Regions from separate parts of the Homo sapiens genome. Here region 2 is linked to region 1. The links are chromatin loops, found by intact Hi-C in ENCODE. Cell type or tissue: HCT116. All regions are shown on one strand. Each heading gives the region's core, and the rest is flanking DNA. Links, peaks and the distances in the headings are about the cores only. Region 1 holds the start of PRLHR (prolactin releasing hormone receptor). Region 2 overlaps LINC03036 (long intergenic non-protein coding RNA 3036).

Region 1 (5,373 bases), core at 246-5,245:
TATTTCCCAGGCTGGTCTTGAACTCCTGGGCTCAAGCAATTCTCCCTCTTCGGTCTCCCAAAGTTTTGGAATTATAGATGTGAGCCATGGTACCTGGCCATGGTATGTAACTTTATAATACAATTGACCTAAGGTTGAATGATGATATTCCTTCTGAATTGATTGGACTGATACATAAGAAATATGTAAGTAAACTGTTGAACGAATCCCTATATATTCTGATTTCAATAATTTGCCTCTTTGTGATTGAGCTGGTATTGCCTGAAGACTAAAAGAGTATTCTCTAAGTATGGCATGTAACACCGTCAAATTCAGCTCCAAATTATTAACACCTTTGGCAGGTACAACTAAAGCTTCATTCGGATGTTTCTGAGATTCATTAGAAAGAGGATTCCCGCCCCCACCCCCCACCCCGAGATGGAGTCTTGTTCTGTCACCCAGGTTGGAGTACACTGGCACAATCTCAGCTCACTGCAACCTCTGCCTCCCTGGGTTCAAGCAATTCTCCTGCCTCAGCCTCCCGAGTAGCTGGGATTACAGGCGTGCGCCACCACGCCTGGCTAATTTTTGTATTTTAAGTAGAGACAGGGTTTCAACACGTTGGCCAGGCTGGTCTCAAACTCCTGACCTTGTGATCTGCCTGCCTCGGTCCCCCAAAATGCTGGGATTACAGGTGTAAGCCACCATGCCCAGCCCTAGAAAGGATAATTCTTAAGGTGCTTAATCTTGGTTGCACATTAAAATCCCCTGAAGTGCTTTGGAAAATGCTAGTGTCCAGGCACCATCTCAAATCAACTAGACTCTTGGGAGGAGAGCCCAGACATCAATTACAAAAAGAAAAAAAAGTTCCCCAGGTGATTCTAGGAGCAGCCAGGGTTGAGAACCAGTGATTCAAACCTTCCAACAAAGAGCCGACGATGAATCAGATCCCTCCCCAAATAATCCCTCTCCTTCCCCTCTACCATCTACACTCTCCACACATGACCATCAAAGGAACTCTCTGAGGAAATGAGAAATGTCTGGCCCTGAGCCTCCCAAGTAATATAGCTGCTGGAAGCACAGGAGCCAGTCCTCGGGATGCCTGGGAGATGAGCTTATCTGGGGCAGGGGTGGGTTGCACTATTAGCACACAGGTTCTTTGTTCTCCAATCCACGGATGAAGCTCAAGTTCATTTAGCACCATTGCCAGAGGTAACCTCCATACCCATCTTTGCCTGCCTTTTCCTTTCTCCCAAGCCAGCCTTTCCTACCCTTTACTGTGTGCAAAAAGTCTAGCCCTGTAACTACTAAAGATTCCTATGCCAACCAGCCCAACCGTGATCACTCCCACTCCCACCATGGTTGTTGACATGAATGTAATAGGATTGAACCCTTGTCATTCCCATATCATCCCTCTTTCCTTTCCTTTTAGGGCACATTTTAATGAATGAATTGAGCTTATTTCTGAATAAGAGAAGCAGGAGGAGGTGAAACAGTGATTCTTGTGTTCAGTGAGCTGGGAAAGTAGTTGAACCCTACAGATGGTGACTGAGTTACTGGGAACACAGAGGCTGATCTGACAGCTGGATATTATGTATCATTTCCCAAGACTCCTGCCCTCACTGCCCAAGTTGCTTTTCCAACAGTGTGGAGACCTTTGTCCCAAGGCACTTGTCCTCATTTACAGAACTCACAGGAGGTTAAGGTGATGATTATCAGCCTGGTATCATGCTCCACAGTCTTCACCTTTTCCCTTAACCCTGGAGGTAATTAGTGTTTGATCTACACATCATGTGGGTGGTAGCTTATTCTTCTGTTCTGTCCTTAAGTAAACTTCTGCCGGTCCTTGATTTCTGGGTTGATCATGTTCCAAGAATCACTACAGAGCAGGTGCTGAGCAGTCAGATGACAGCTGTTGATCTGTTGCAAGTGAGCAATTAGAGACTGCAGGAGAATGCCACGCTACACAGTTTACATTGAGTATTCAGAAAACCAAATATTTGAGTGCCCACTTTGTGGCAAACACTGAATGTGTACCCACACATACACACACATACACAAACACACATACACAGAGGATGTCTGTCCTTAGGTACAATTGAATGACCTCTTAAGTGAATTGGACCTTTTCCTCTTTATTTATCTATCTCTTCATTGACTAATTCGTCTCATCATTTTTAAATAGTAGTTGGGGAGGAAAGGGGAGAAACAATAGCAAGACCTTTCTAAAGGGAGCTTGTAGGTGTTTTTGTACTATAAACTCAAGTGGTTTTAAAACGAAACCCTTTTGGCATATAAAGGTCTTACTCAGGAAATGCTGAAATCCTAGATGTAGAGTTTTAATACATATTTACCTGAAATTCTAGGAATGCAAGGGTTCAAATGGACTAAGCAATATCATGGTACTCTCAGCTGGGTCCTTTTTCTAAAGGCAAACTGAAAATCTTTACCAAGCCCAATGCATTCCTTTTAAATCCCATTCATATTGTTCATTTCACCAACGAGCAGGAGGAGGGGACGCCAGGAAGGCAATCGTGGTTCTGAAATACTTTTCTGAACGTGGAGAAAAAGTTTTGTTTGTCCTTCAAGGGCATAAAGAAGAAATAAGAAATCCTCTTCCCTCTCTTTGGCCTCCCCCAAGCAAAGAGCAAGACTCTCACCAAAGCCCGCTTAACATTTTACAAACACACAAGGACAAGACAGACAGCCGGACAAGAGGGCTGGGCTGGAAATGTTGCCCTATGTTGGCTTAGCTAGCTCTGGTGCTGAGAATAAGCACCAGATTGACCTCGAGTGGTGCCCTAGGAGGCCAGTTGAAGTGGAGCTCCTTGACCAAGGCCTGGCTAAGTGGCATCAGATGACCACGCTGACGGTCATATTCTGGCCATGGGGGGCTATCTTGCGGGGCCAAGCGACCAACAGTTTGCGCAGCTCCTCGCGGAAGCTGTCGTGCAGCCAGGCGTAGATGAAGGGGTTGTAGCAGGCCGAACTCATGGCGAGCCAGTGGCAGAGCAGCTGCACCAGCCCAAAGGCGTAAGGGTCGATGGCGTGGGGGTCGAGGTCCCGCAGCAGGTTGAAGACGTGCAGCGGCAGCCAGCAGACGGCGAACACCACCACGATCACCACCAGCAAGCAGAAGGTGCGCCGGCGCCGAGCGCGGTCCCAGTCGGCCTGGCTCTGGGTCACGCAGCCCGGCACCACGCGGTTGCGGAGCTTCACTGACACCCGGACGTAAGACAGGAGGATGACCAGCAGAGGGAGCAGGTAGGTGACCAGCAGCAGCCCCCAGGCGTAGAGCTGGCGCTGGCGCTCCTGGGAGCCCCAGAACTCCTCGCAGAGGCGCACGTCGTGCGGCTTGAGCTCCACGTGATAGGTGTGCACGGCGGCGGGCAGCGCCAGCACCGCGGACAGCGCCCAGATGGCCAGCACAGCGTAGGCGCTGAGGCGCAGCGAGATGCGCCGCCTCAGCGGGTGCACCAGCACGACGTAGCGGTCCACTGCGATGGTGGTGAGCGTGAACACCGACACATAGACGGTGACCGGCTGCAGGAAGAAGACCAGGTGGCACAGGCCGCCGCCGAACACCCAGCCGCGTGGCTCGAAGGCATAGGCCAGCGTGAGCGGCACGCAGGCGGTGCACATGAGCACGTCGGACAAGGCCAGGTTGCCGATGAGGAAGTTCGTCACGTTGTGCAGCCGGCGCACCCGCGCGATCACCAGCACCAGCAGGCAGTTGCCCACCAGCCCCACGACCACCACGACGCTGTAGAGCAGCACGATCAGCCCCTTCAGCTGATGCACCAGCTGCAGGCTCTGGAAGGGCGTGACGGCTGGAGCGTCCGCGCCAGCCACCGACCCGTTGCCCGCCGAGGCCTCTGCGCTCTGGTTGGCGGGAGTTGTGACCGCCGGCGGCAGCCCAGAAAATAAGTCAGAAACCCTGGGGCCCCGAGTGGTCGATGAGGCCATGGCCACCTGTTCAAAGGTAATCAAAGTCCGTCACTTCCCTTGCCATACTCCATCCGACCTCCTACACCAGCCGCGCCCCTCCCCCATCGCCTGAGTCCTCCCTTGGGAATAACCGGCCACAGAACAACAGCAAAAGTAGCAAAAAGTGTTGTCCTCTCACCTCTGTAAAATAAACCTAAGCACGGTTAGAACATACGGTTTATTTAAACGCTTCCGCCTCTATTTACGGTCCTCGCAGTCCACGCAGGCAGACTCAGGAGCGCGATCCTACCTGGGAGTGGGGTTTGGAGAGCGGGAAAGCACTCGCGGGAAGAAGGGGCAGAATTTCTGCTGGCCCTCGGTAGTCCTCTGCCCACGTCGGTGATCCGGTCTCGCTTCTCCGCGGGAGCTGAACGGATCCAAATGTTTCCCAGTGGGCTAGCAGCTTCTTAGAGGGACTGGGAGCGCCTCCCCTCAGCTCCGCCCCCCACTCCAGCTCCCATGTATGGAAAATAGGGGTGGAGCGCGCTCTGCCATGCTCGGTGCTTAGAGAACTAGTGAAGAGGACAGTGTGGGGAGGATGGAATCCGAAACGGGAGGAGGGGCCGGCAAACCTGGCCAGAGCAGCGAAGAGGACGAATCTCTACTGCAGGAGCTTGCACGGCCCCTGGAGGGTCAGGGTCCGGAGGAGCGCACAGTGGAGGAGGGCGGAGGAGAGGCGCGAAGCGTCAGGCTATCGGGAGGAGCCGGTGCAGTCTTAGGAGGGAAGGAGCGGGGAAGGAAGTAGCGGTGGGAGATTGCAATGCAGCTGGGGGCTTGAGAGAGGCACGACTGACCCGTTCTTAAAGGCTGGATCCTGCCTAGCGGCCAGGTTGCGGAGGGCAGAGACGCTAGAGGGCTCGGGCTGGGATTTAACAGCAGAGCCTGGAGCTGGTCGCGGACCTGAGGACCCTCACCCTCCCGTGGCCCCGCCACACGAGCCCCCTGCTTGGCTGCAGCGCGCTCAGCGGGCAGCGGGTCCGGCCAAGCCAAAGGCAGGAGTCAGCACCACGGACAGCTTCCGCTGGATCTGCCGCCCCTCGGGCGGATGATGTGGGGAGGAGCAGGGGAAAATGACTAGGGAATTCCTGCCCCTCTCTGGATCCGGGTGTTTGGGGAAGGAACCTGGTCCGGTTCAAAGACCTGCCTCGCTGCCTGCTTTCTGGGCTGGGGCTGAGAAGAGTAGGGTGGAGTGGAGGCAGCTGAGCCGGGGGCCTGGGGGTCGGAGACTCATGACTTTTGCTCCTCTTGGTGGTCACCGCACTCAGTGCCAAGGACGGCGTCGTCTTTTACCTCCCGGGGTCAGAAAATGCAGCTCTCCTGCCAGTTATTCTACACAGGCACACTTCAGTCTGGCCCAGCGACTCCCCGGCTCACCCTTTCTCTCGCTTTCTTTCTCGGCTACCGCGA
Region 2 (5,373 bases), core at 238-5,237, 210 kb after region 1:
AGTTGCTTTAAGTAGCAAGGGTGAAGTTGACCTTTTTTACATATTGGCAGCAAAATTACAAAAATCAAAGTCAATCCGCAAGAATGATCTTTCTCCAGAACAATGAGCATACTTCACTGGTGTGATATATTTCAGTTCAATAGACAGTATCTTCAGAAAACACATTAAAATGTCATTAGATTTCATCTAAACTTGCTGGTAATTTCGGTAACCTGACTATCTCTCCCTCCTCCCACCCTGTGCTCAACAGAAACAAGCTCATACCAAATTAACATTCATTTTGTTAAAACTAAATCTCAGACCACCTTCTGGACTTGCCCAGCTTTCTCCTTCCTCTGGGCCACTCGCTGGTTCTTTTCTCCTCTGGAATGACTCTCTCCCACTTACAACCTGGCAAACTCATCATCTGACAATACAAAGTTCACAGGTCAATTCCTCCTCAAAACCTTGCCTTGGACCCCTGAGGCAACACCACATAGAGGGGAGGTTGAAGTCAGGCTGACCTGAGGGTGGATCGAGCTCTGTACCCAATTAGCTGGGTGACCTTTGCCAAGGAAGCCAGTTTCTCTGAGCCAAGTGTCAGCTTTCTCGCCTGTAAAATATGAATCATGATTACCCCTGCCTTGGGCTTGTGCTGAGGATGAGATGAGCTCATGTAAGAATCCCTGGCACAGAGTTAAGGACTCAATGTGTTTTGGCTGTTGCTACAGGATACCTTCCCAAAGAATCATAAAGCTTTATAGCAATAAGGGACTTCAGAGTAGCTCTTCTCGACCTTCCATGTACAAGCCAATCACCTGGGGACACAGATTCTGAAGTCCTGGTGCAATGCCTGAATTTTTTTTTTTTTTTTTTTTTTTTTTTTTTGCGTTTCTTGCAAGTTTCAGAGTGCTGCAGATTCCCCTTGTCCCAGGAGCACACTTTGAAATGGCAAGACTTTAGGAGACATTGACTTCCTGCTCATTTTACAGAAAATAAGCATGAAGCCCGAGAAGAGCTGCTCCTAGCCCAAAAGGATCCAGAAAGCTGCTGAGAAAGGCAACACAGAACACAATCTGCTGGTGGAGTTTGAGGAGAGATTCACTCTCAAAGCAATTGCTGATCAGAAACAACTTTGTGAGGTTTATCTGTAAATTGTGAATACATTTCCTCCACCCAAGAGCCAGTACTCTGCTTGCTGAACAAGGTAAGCTTTATTCCTGCCTCTGAGATGGGAGGAAGATTGGGTGAGACGGACAATTTCAAGAACAAAGACATTAAGCTAAAATGAGTGGTATTCTATCTGGGGAGAAGCGGAAACACATTACCCAAGGGCCTGTGGCATAAAACATAGCTTAGAAGGAGCAGCTGTGGGTTGGTTGGTTTGTTTTAGACAGAGTTTTGTTCTTGTCGCCCAGGCTGAAGTGCAATGGCGTGATCTCGGCTCACTACAATCTCCACCTCCCGGATTCAAGCGATTCTCCTGCCTCAGCCTCCCGAGTAGCTGGGACTACAGGCATGCGCCACCAAGCCCGACTAATTTTTTTATTTTTAGTAGAGACAAGATTTCACCGTGTTGGCCAGGCTGGCCTTGAACTTCTGACCTAAGGTGATCCACCTGATGTCTCTCTCGCCCAGAGTGCTAGGATTACGGATGTGAGCCACCACACCTGGCCACAGCCGTGGGTTTTTACTCTTCTCAGAATATCCTAAAAAAATCAAAGTTTTCAGGAAATTGGGGGAGAGTGCAGGAACAGTCATCGCTTTTCCAACGTAAGATAATTTCCAGATTTGCAACATTCGGGAAATGAGCACAACTCACTCCTCTTTGAGGCAGCACCCAGCTGATGCAGCTCCATTGTGTGGCCAACTGAAAGGGTCCTGCAGTTTTCCTAAGTGTATCCCAGAGTTATTTCTTCATGAAGAGGACCTAAGCCATTCCATTCCATGGTCCGTGGTGCTGCCCAAAAGCCCATCACATGTACGGCCACTGTGGGTGCTTCCTTTTTCCGACATCTGACCCTTTATCCCATTTGGCTTACTCCAAAAGCTCAGCCCATGCTCCCAGGCATGGATAGGAAGGAACCCACTAAAAAAAAAAATGCACTATTCATTGAAAGTGCTAGAACCCGCCAGTCTCCAAATGCAGTCCTTTTGAAAAGGCATGACTCAGTCCTGAGTAACATCTGATACTTAACAAACGTCCATGAGCCATAACACCTCCTGGTGTCTGAGTGGTTTTCCCATCAACCTCTAAAATAAAAGCAAATCAGTTAGCCAGGTGCTGCATATGCTCAGAAGGCTATAGAAGCTCAGAGGTACAAGCACCTGGAGAAAATATATCAACCCTTCTGCATTATAACAACAATTATTGCAGAAATTCTTGTCATTGTCTATCAAAGTGAAATCAACGAACCCCCACAAGTTTCTGTACTGTTTGCTAGAAGTAAAGAGACAAATGAGACAAACAGCTCTTGCCCTCAGAGAGTTGACAATCTAGTAGAAGAAGGAAGAAGCCATCCAAATAACTAGGAAACAAGGTAAAGAGCAGCTTCTGCTCTAAAAAGGCAGTAGGATTGCTGAAGGAGGGGAATGTGAACCCTGGTCTTGCCCTTCAGGCAGTTTTTCATAGTTAATGATCCTGCATTCTCAAATTGCATAGGTATGTCTCAAATATGAGACAAGCCTTCTAATTTACAAGTAAGTGAACAGAAAAACTGTACACAGGCAGTCCTCTGCTTTTGTAAATATGAAAATATGTATCAAATTAACTGTATAGAGTGCAATTAGAGACTTACACATTATAAGTGGTTGTTCCATCCCAGGCAGCACTGTAGAGTTGGTAAGGCTGTACACTACACAAGGGCATCTGACCAAGGGTTAGACTGAAATCTAGATGTGTATCCTGATGTAGAGTTGTACTTATCCAGAAAAGAAAGGAATTCCTTTTCCCAATTTGCACAAGACACCATTTAGCTCGTAGTGGCCCTGATTCTGAGAGGTCCAAAATAGTTTTAAATTCCAGTTACATATTTATAGCATTTTCTTATATGTTGTTCTTTTCCTTTGCCATTAAGTCTACAGTGGACCCACTTAAGTCCAGTAAGCATTCAATTGAACTCAAAGATTGGCCACTGATCTCCATTTTGGAAGCAAGTGTATTAAGCATAGAAAACTTATATTGCTTATTTTTGAGATTACTCTTTTTTTCTACTTTCCACTTGTTTTTGTAAAACAACATGGACAAAGCACAGTAAAATGTTCAAATAGTTACGCATGTTCTGTTGAACAAAGAGAGCAACTGCCCACAGTGAATGGTTGGCTGGCAGGCAGCACCACCTGGGGGCAGCTCAAATTATTTTTCTCAGTAGTTAGTGTATGACAGTCCACATCTGTTATGTCCTGTAACAGAGCAATTAGGGGTGTCAGTGTTTAAAATGCTTATCTGGGCCAGGTGTGGTGGCTCACGCCTGTAATCCTAGCACTTTGAGAGGCTGAGGCGGGCAGATCACGAGGTCAGGAGTTTGAGACCAGCCTGCCCAACATGGTGAAGCACCATCTCTACTAAAATACAAAAATTAGCCGGGCGTGGTGGCGGGCATCTGTAATCCCAGCTACCTAGGAGGCTGAGGCAGGAGAATAGCTTGAACCCGGGAGGCAGAGATTGCAGTGAACCGAGATCATGCCATTGCACTCTATCCTGGACAACAGAACAAGACTTTGTCTCGGGAAAAAAAAATGCTTATCTGATTATCCCATTGAGGACAGCCTCTAACGCCATACCAAACATTAAGTGGGTAACCTCCTGCTTGATGCTGAGAATTCCTGGCAACTTCTCCCCAGTGCCTTTTTCCCTAATGCTTTATTCTCGGACTGGTCAGAGAGTCTTTGAACTCCCATAAACTCCTGTGTCATTCTTGTACACTTACCACATCTCTCTGCCTCTTTGGCATAGTCTGGGAGCAGCCAGGAATCACCTCTCGGCTCCACCTCCATAGCAACTGCCCTCTCAGAGGATCCACCTCCTCAGAGGGACTAGGAGCTCCTAGGTCAGGAAATGGCAGTGGCTGATGTAGCCTGATCTCCACCAGAAGTGGACGCTCCTCTTTGTTGCTGCCTGGTGAAGCGGGGGACTTATTTACTTTCACTGAAGATCTCCTTTAATTTTTTCTTTCCTCCTTCACTTTTCCTAATTTGGTTTTTCATTCATAGATGCATGCCTTTTTTTTTTTTTGAGACGGAGTCTCACTCTGTTGCCAGGCTGGAGTGTGGTGGCACGATCTCGGCTCACTGCAACCTCTGCCTCCTGGGTGCAAGAGATTCTCCTGTCTCAGCTTCCTGAGTAGCTGGGACTACAGGCGTGCACCACCACGCCCAGCTAATTTTTGTATTTTTAGTACAGACAGGGTTTCACCATGTTGGCCAGGCTGGTCTCGATCTCTTGACCTTGTGATCTGCCCACTTCAGCCTCCCAAAGTGCTGTGATTACAGGCGTGAGCCACCCCCCCCCCAGCCAGATGCATGCCTTTATTCCACATCTACCAAGTGACTCCTCGCATGAGGCCCTGTGCACTGGGCACTGCGCTGATAGGCAGGGCGTGGCGCTGACACCCTATGGCGGGGAAGGTAGACAGCAAACAAAACAAACAAACAGATGTGAATAAGGACAGAATGATGCTGTGAAGGACTTGGCCGAGTGTCCTTTGGAAGAGTGGGGAGGAGGACAGAGGGAGGAAAGGCCTCTCTGAGACCTGAAGGTAAGAAGGAGCTGGCCGTGTGGAAGGCAGAAAAGAGGGGTCCAGGAAGAGGCAGAGCATGGGTCATGAGCCCTTAGCAAGGCCTGGAAGAAAGTCCAGACATGTCTGGAGCATGGTGGGGGAAGGGAAAAGGGCGTGGTGGGGTGGCTGACAGGGGCCGCTCACGCAGGCACAGCCTGTGTCCTAGGGGCCCCTAATCCTTGTGGGGCCTGCAGGAGCCTCTGACTCTGGACCTGCTTGCCTTACATCACTTGGTCTGGTCTTGCCGCTCTCAGATACACATAGCCCTTCCACCAAAATTGTATACGTTGATTCAAATGAACATCTATTCCTCTTTGCTTTTTTAAAATTTTATTATTTTGTGTAGAGATGGGGATCTCACTATATTGCTCAGACTAGTCTCGAACTCCTGGGCTCAAGCAATCCTCCCACCTCGGCCTCTCAAAGTGCTAGAATTACAGGCCTGAGCCACCATGCTGGGCCTTCTTCATCTTTTCTACATAGAGATTAAGAGGGTACAAAAATTTGAATAAATTCCACCAGATCAACTTGATTGGTTCACCTTTAAAGAACACTTGAACTCAGGCTACTTTTGAACTGATTTACTGATAAGCATCTTGGGTGCCAAACAATAGGC

The links. Hi-C counts contacts between places; a loop is a spot of excess contacts. Peaks named below come from ENCODE experiments on the same cell type or tissue, not always from the same donor. Only the 100,000 strongest peaks of a DNase experiment are listed, where the experiment ranks them.
Region 2: a loop joins it to region 1, with 2.1 times the contacts of the local background. A loop is called at or near these places in 3 of 110 quality-filtered maps.

What each region holds. Positions count from the first base shown.
Region 1 is chr10:118,591,300-118,596,672 of GRCh38, forward strand. It overlaps PRLHR (prolactin releasing hormone receptor), which reads right to left and starts at 4,349. Exons shown (of 2, transcript NM_004248.3): 1 at 4,217-4,349; 2 at 1-3,951. The coding sequence starts at 3,945. The coding sequence ends at 2,833. RefSeq lists enhancers at 3,308-4,116, 4,117-4,925, 4,926-5,373. In HCT116, for the core only: a CTCF peak has its summit at 3,232 (motif pointing right); no DNase peak of the experiment used is centred there; H3K27me3 peaks cover 2,693 bases.
Region 2 is chr10:118,797,805-118,803,177 of GRCh38, forward strand. The region is part of intron 3 of LINC03036 (long intergenic non-protein coding RNA 3036); the gene reads right to left. Among named protein-coding and RNA genes, the nearest start is that of CACUL1, 46 kb to the left of the region's middle. In HCT116, for the core only: a CTCF peak has its summit at 3,304; DNase peaks (open chromatin) are centred at 677 and 2,167.